Linked DNA regions of Homo sapiens: all the other regions are linked to region 1. The links are chromatin loops, found by intact Hi-C in ENCODE. Cell type or tissue: dorsolateral prefrontal cortex. All regions are shown on one strand.

What was found. Peaks named below come from ENCODE experiments on the same cell type or tissue, not always from the same donor. Only the 100,000 strongest peaks of a DNase experiment are listed, where the experiment ranks them.
Region 2: it touches region 1 in a loop (2.7-fold over the local background); 3 of 110 quality-filtered maps call a loop at or near these places.
Region 3: it touches region 1 in a loop (5-fold over the local background); 3 of 110 quality-filtered maps call a loop at or near these places.

The regions. Positions count from the first base shown.
Region 1 is chr6:98,039,341-98,041,840 of GRCh38, reverse strand. No RefSeq gene overlaps it. Among named protein-coding and RNA genes, the nearest start is that of MIR2113, 16 kb to the right of the region's middle. RefSeq lists enhancers at 1,069-1,866, 1,867-2,500. In dorsolateral prefrontal cortex, CTCF peaks have their summits at 1,213 and 1,423; no DNase peak of the experiment used is centred here; H3K4me3 peaks cover 585 bases; H3K27ac peaks cover 480 bases.
Region 2 is chr6:98,513,388-98,515,887 of GRCh38, reverse strand. No RefSeq gene overlaps it. Among named protein-coding and RNA genes, the nearest start is that of PNKY, 320 kb to the left of the region's middle. In dorsolateral prefrontal cortex, a CTCF peak has its summit at 1,388 (motif pointing right); no DNase peak of the experiment used is centred here.
Region 3 is chr6:97,076,077-97,078,576 of GRCh38, reverse strand. The region is part of intron 5 of KLHL32 (kelch like family member 32); the gene reads right to left. Among named protein-coding and RNA genes, the nearest start is that of KLHL32, 150 kb to the right of the region's middle. In dorsolateral prefrontal cortex, CTCF peaks have their summits at 740 and 948; no DNase peak of the experiment used is centred here.

The DNA of each region.
Region 1 (2,500 bases):
TGGTCATCACTTGATAAACCATACATATCTTCTATATTATTTCTATATTTAGAATGTAATGCGAAAGACAATAATTTAAGCTGTACTCATGAAAACCATAAAGGCTGTTAAATGTGTCTTAGTATTACACTACCTGATTTGTCACTGAGTATTCCAAGCTAATAACAATCCGTCATGGAAGAAATCTATTTTGTATAAAAATTTCACTACCTTCCATTAAAACTTTGTTAGTTTTCAAACGTGATGACTATATTTCAAATGAATTGCTGAGACAGCTTAATAATAAAATCAGAATGAAGTATATCATTGTGACAACATGTAAACTTACCCTGAATAGAGCAGGGATACAATTTTATTAGTAAAATTCTCCAGTGGATAACATGACAGTCAGTATTGAATCTCCCCTGTGTTAGGGGTTGGAGCTGGGGGAAGGGAGAAAAAGATTCTTGAGTTTGCTAGACTTTCAATACTTTCCCTCAGGTCTGACCCCCTCAAGAAACAGCATCTTTTCTGAAAGCAGATTTTTCTTCCACTCAGCCCAGTCTCCTCTCCCTCCCCTCCTGCAGAGACACTCCCATTCTGATTCATGTTTTGGGACAAAGGAAATGAGGAAAAATCCCAAGGCTTAAAGAAAACCTGATGAGAGAACCCTAACAGATAAGCAATGGATTTCATCCAAATCACAAAGCAAGAAAAGATTTGGCAATCAAAGGGCCACAAACATACAGAAGGAGAAAATAAAGCTATATGATGTAAAGACAGCATAAAGAAAAACATACACAGGCAATTGCACCAACAATAAAAAACTAAAAATTACCCCTTTGCTTAAAACTAGTATAACATGTCATTGAGTACTACTTTGACATTTTCCTGCGGCTTTTCTCAACAGGCAATAAATGAAAACAATCTTGAAACCATTCTGCTAAAGGCTCAGTGTAGGAGGCATGTCCATACTTTGTCATCAGATAATCTTACAATCAGGGTCAGACTTAAAGAGTTTACACCAATAGGCGCAACAGGTTTTTAATAGGAAATACTCAACTCTGCTTCTAAACGTTTAAAAAACAAACAAACTGACAACAAAATAAAAAATTAAAGATACACACACACTAATATGAGTCTTCTGTATTATTAATATAATCAAGTTTTAGAGAAAATAAAGTTTGATAGTTCTGCTCTTAAAGAACATAAGAAACTGAGTACTAAATTAGTAACAAAGAGAGCCCAACCAGCCAAGGGGAGCAGAAGGGAATTGATATGCCAATCCAGGCACATGGGACTGCTGATTGTGTGTACTCAGTCTGAATTAGTAGAGAGCTTAGCTAATCACAGACATCAAAGTGAAAGGCAAATGGACAGTAGTAAAAAACATTCCAGATTTAAAAATAAAACAAAACAAAAACAAAAGCAAGATTCTGACATGGTGACATTGCAACTCTAGTGAATGGTCCGAGGAGGGAGCTGTTGACACAAGTTCCTGGGTGGAGATAAAATGACACCATGCATCCACAGAAAAGAAGTAAAAGGGAAGAGAACTTAACTAAACAACATATTTGAAATGATTTGGCAGAAATAATGTTCATTTAAGCTACAAATCTCCACTCTCAGGGTATCACCTAACATAGATCCTTTCTACATGCTCCCTCTGGGTGTGGTCCAGAGCCAATGTGTCCAGAGCAGAGTCGACACATTCTTCAGATTACACAAATAAATTCACCCCAACAAAGAGGAAAGTGCTGAGAAAAGGCTAATAGGAAGTGAGTTAACCCCTGCAATGCTTGCCATATTGTTATGGTAAATATTTAGGATGGCCAACTCATTAGATAAATAGATTCCAAGGACGCTCTCATCCTCAGGGCTACTCTGAGACCCATGTGAAAGGACAAGGCATGCAGGAGATGTATCCTTTTGCATAATGCCTGATTCCAGAATGCATAATGGGCACATCACTCCAAGTACTTTCCATTGCACACATTTTCCTTTATAGAAGTTTTGCAAAGTAAGCCTTTTTTTCTTCTTTTTCCTCGGTGATACGCATTGACAGCCTTCAGATGACGAACGTAGATGGTTATATCTGCAGGCTGCAAATTCTATCTGCTCAAGATTTATTCCCAAAGACCCTCACCTACCTAATCTGAAAGGTCCTTGCAGGGCACAGGGCTCACCGCTGTGCCTAAAAGGTCAGCAGTGGCAGAAGGCAGGGCTGAGGTGGAGTGGGATCTTTGGAGCACTCTGTCCTCAGCAGCTTTCTGCCTTTTGCCTCAGCACTCCCTTGGGGAAGACCTACAGGAAGCATACACACACACACTCCCTGAGTATGAGAGCAGCACTGATAACATTTGTTCACAACAATGCAATACATCTTTTTTAAAAAATTAGACTTCCCCCTTTCTGCTTTCTTTCCTTTATACCCCTGGGTATGAGAGGGTGAAGAGTTAGCTCAAGGAGAAATATTACATAACTTGGTAAACTTTATTTTGGATGAATTAGTCTTAAAAAA
Region 2 (2,500 bases), 470 kb before region 1:
GCATGTTCACACAGATACACATACATATTACAGAGAGCCTATAGATAAAAATAAAACACTCTCTCTTCTTGTTGCCAGATTACAGATGTTTAGGATGTGCACCACACCTCTTCTCCAAGGGGTGAAGACAGATTCATAGTATATACCCAAAACAATTTAAATGGTTGACTTGACAACACCTATTCTTAGGTAATAGCATACAACCCAGTTTGTTCATTTAAAGTACAAAAACCTCGAATTCCATGGATTTCATAGCAAATATCACTAGATAATCCAATCCTGCAGTAGAAGTAAGCTCAATGTTAAATTCTAGAAGGCAGCCTGGCCTCAGCGCATCCTGGAAGCCCATTTTCAGCCTCCAAATGGGAAAGAGTATAAACTATTTTCAACTCCTTTGAATTATTTAATAAACAAAACTGATCATAAATTAGTAAATGTCTCAAGTGAGACTGCCGAATAGAGAACATTCAACTGGGAAATGCCTACCATGATAGTTTCTGAAAAAGCAAGGTATGAACCGTCAGTTTCTCAGAACTAGCCACCAAAAGAGGACGACAGGTTTAATTGATGTAGCAGGTGTATGACGGCAGAATTCACACCACCCGAGGGCTTCTGTTACTTCCCACCTCAGAGCAGCTGCATGCATGAGGAGGGCTGGTCTTGTAGCAAGATGTTGACTGGGCCAGTTCATGCACTTGGGGACTTTTCCTTTTGGACTATGTAATAAAATTGTAGCTTTGTAGTTTTCTCAAGAAATGGCATGTGGAGTTGCATTTTAATCGTAAATTGACATTAAGCTATTGGGGAATTATACTGTGTCTACTAATATATATTCCACCTCTCTTGCCCTAATGAGATCACCTTACACTCACTGGCACTGATGCAAACATTTAGAGCTGAGTGCTCAAAAGAGGCTGGAGTACAAATGGTACATAATTCATTACCCTGGGAAACATGGATTTCAATGCAACATAATGCAAGGTGCTCTCAAGTATTCCTGAGGCAGGAAGAGTGTACCACAGTCATAGTGAAGTGACTGTTTACACCAACCTGATTCCACTTGTTCTTTACTAGAGCTAACAAGCCCTCTACTGTATTATTGCACCCAGTTCTACTTACTGGACTCCACAGACAAGTCCTTGCAGCTAGAGGAACAAACCCTTTGTTGCACAGTCTATGAAGCAGCAGAAACTTCTGTGAATAAAAAAGAAAAATTCTGGAAATTCTAAAGGATGTTTCTCCGAGCTTTTTTAATAAGGTCTCAGCAACCTGGAGAATTTGCATTTAGAATAACAAACTCTATTTTTCACCCCTCACTTTTCCACCCCCATTCACTCTTGTCAATAACCAAAAGATGGCAGCATTTTACCCATCATTCATGAGTGACACCTTTGGTGGAGCTAGGTTTGCAATTTCACTTTCATGTGCATTGTTATTTCCTCTTGGTACTAAATGTGGATTGATAACACTGTGGCATTTATTAACAACAGCAACAACAACAAAAATGCAATTTCAAAAAAACTCAGAAGATTAATTATACAAATTACGGTGTAAAGCATCAGAGTTCCTCTTTGATGAGGAAATACACACCAGTCTGACTGCAGTGACTACACAGAGCAATCAAGCTTTGCTAGTGGTATCAGAACCCAAACACCTTGTCCCTCCAGCCATTAGGCTTTCTTCTTGGCTGTGGGCCAGGGAAAGGAGTAGGGACTATTGGGCTTGCAGGCTGAACCTAATGTGGGGGAAATGAAAAAGGGCACTAATGAACATATCTGACAGGGTTTCCACCAGGCCAGGCCTGCTCCTCATCTCTTCTCAAAGCACGCCATAATAACAAGGGCAAGATTGGTTAAGTATCTGAAAGAGGGTGTGCCAAGCACATTTACTCCTGGGATTTGAAAATGGAATAGATCCTTATCCACGAGGGTTTAGGGACACTTCTTCCCAAGATGCCTTTCAAAGCCCATTCTAGACATTTGTCTGAATCATTTGATTCCCAAGAAGATCAACGGCGTCGTTTAAAAAATCTCATTGTGAGAAACAGGAGAGTACAGCTTTGCCACAGTTGTGTGCAAAGGGAACGTGGTCCTGTTTTTCTGAGTGTTCATTATAAATAGGGTCGACATTTGAAAGCAATAAGCCTCATCAGCTTCCCACTCACTCTGTGTAGTCTGCTCATCCAGGCTGTTATTTTCCTCTCCTGCATTGTTGATTAGCATTATCAAGATACAGTGATAGGCCTCATTCCCTCCTAAGTACCAAGATTCACATTTTTCTTGAAACGAGGGCAAAAATCCCTTTATTATAAAATAGGGGTGCATGCTCAAATTTGTTTAAAATGACCAAAGAAAATGTAGGCAAAAATATTCTTTAGAAGCCTCTGGTGTTTGTTTAAAAGAAATCAATTATTTTGGGGTTAGTTAGAAATATTTTTAAATATAATTTCAACATCTATTTTAAAATTCAGGGTGCATATGTGCAGGTTTGTTGTATAGAT
Region 3 (2,500 bases), 960 kb after region 1:
AAACAAGAGTAATTTCATTTTGATTTCCCAAGTTTTCCCCCTCTAAGATGTCCAAATTGAATAGGATTACAGATTTTTCCGGGTAATAACACTCAACAGATGTGGCTATTTTAACAATGCTTTGTTTCATCAATGTAATTATAATCTTTCATTTCCAATTATTGATGCACTTCACTTAGACAACTCTCCTTCGAAATGTCACCTAAATTACCCCATGTCGATACTTTACTATAGATAAAGATAGGCAGGAGACATAGTGGTTCTATGCCCATGATGTAGTAGCATACATGAAGTTCTTATATAAAATGTTGATTTTATATCACAATTTGAAAATTTCTCTAAATGAAAGGCCATCCTTGGCTCTGTAAGTCAAGAAATTCTCTTTTTAAAACCACTCCCAAATCTATTCCAAACAGCCTGAGAAACCACTCTACATAAAAATCAGTATGGTTTGATTTTTAACAATGTTAAGTCAAAGTGAAATTTAAAAATTGTATCAGCTGCTTATAAGGACCAAGTAGCAAGTAGGATACGGTAAGTATAAGGCTCTTTATCACTGAATGAATTCTAATGCCTCCCACTTCAAGTTTCCTATCACATACACATAAGCTTGTCACTAAGCTATTCATGCATGTAGCTTATCTTCAAACTATTAAAAATGTACCTAGTAAACTAGTAAAAAGTAGATTTCGCATCGTATGCTTTTTGTATTCTGCACAATGTCAATCATAATGTCTTTCTCATAGATTGCAACAGAGAAGTATTTGTTGGATCAAGAATGAAAAAAAAGCAAACAGTTGTGAGGCACATCTATGACTTTACATGAAAAGAGGAAATAATAGCTTGGTTATAGATACAACTTAACAGTTGGGCAAAATAAACAGCTCTCCCACAATTAACTGAGAAAAGTGTTCTTAAGTACTTAATCTGAGCTTCAGAAAGTCCCTTGCGATGCTATCTAGGTACTGGGTTTTTCATACAATTGGGAAATAAAATGGAATGCCCTCTTGTGGTGCCAGATACATGAGGCCTGACTTCCACAGTGAATCTTGGGTCTCCTTGTTTTCTATATGTTAGATTTTTCCCCCTTTCCCCAGAATGTTGAAAAAGAAGCTTACTTCTCTTGGTTTTTAGTGATGATCAGAAAAAGATAAATGTGCAAACTGTTTGCCAAAAAAAAAAATCAGACATTATCAAATGAATTCACATTAATTTTCCTTTATACCATAAGCAGAACTTTGAGACTCTTTTGTCACAAATGATTATTATTTGTGAAAGATTTAAAGACATCGTTTGCTTCAGTAGACTTTAAAAAGCTTGTGAGAAAGGGGAAGTTCTGTAATATAAATGCCCTTCCCTTCTGCGGGACAACCCAGATCAGATTCCATCTCCAGGGAAAGGCAGGCCACTCCAGCTTGGAGGACTTTCCCTCCTCTGACTTTTAATTGCACTTGCTATTTGTATCATTTGTTTGACTCTTCTCTCTCCAGCTGTGCATAAAGGTGCAGATAGTATCTTTAGTTCTTTAGATCTTCCTCTCTGTCTTCAGAAAGTGGCTACCTAGCAAGTTTTGATTGATATACAGTGGGTAGGCAAGAAAAAATGCCACATCTTTAAAATTTCAAATTTTATTGCTTTTATTTCTTAGTTTATGGCAAAAACATAGATTTTCCTGCTCCTCTAAAAATATTTAAATATTTTACAATGTAAATAATTTATTAAATATTAATACATTTATTTAATATTTAAATAAAGGTACGTGCCTAGAAATGTTAGCTACACTGGAGATAAATATGGCAACCTAAAAAGATGGGAAAAAGCTATTTCCTGAACTTTTCAGAACTGTGTGCTACTTTTAGCATACGTATGCACCATGAGGTGCATTGCCATCTTAGTCTTCATGATTTAGAAATATTATAAGTACACCTAATTGTGCATATTTACTTAGGTTCCTAATTTCATAGTTTCCCTGTCTCCTTCACTGGGTGGTAAACTGCGGGAACAAGGCACTGGTGGTGTCTTTAGTTTAGAGCTGTAGGAAAAACACATGATTTGGAGCTGACCCATCTGGATGGCCTCAGGAAGTGGTTAATCTTTTCAAGTCTAATTTTCTCATCTAAAAATTGCGAAAAGTGACACTGCATTCCAGATCTGTGATAAGGATTCTCAAAAGTGCAGATAAAGTACCTTCTACATAGTAGATGCTCAACATACAGTAGCTATCATTACTCCCTTTTACAAATGCTGTTAACAGTACTTAAACTATAGCTTTGCATAGTCCATACTCACTGAGCGGGTAAAGGGAAGAAAACACTGAATGTCTAATATGGACATTGTTTTTCTATGAGTGTCAGCAAAAACCATAGCTGTCATTTCTTTTGTACTCAAAAAATACTTCACTGGAGATAAGCAGGGAGAACAGATAGAGACATTATACTGGACCATAAGCAAGTATGTATTACTATAATATACTCTGGTTCTCAAGCTCTATATTACTCAT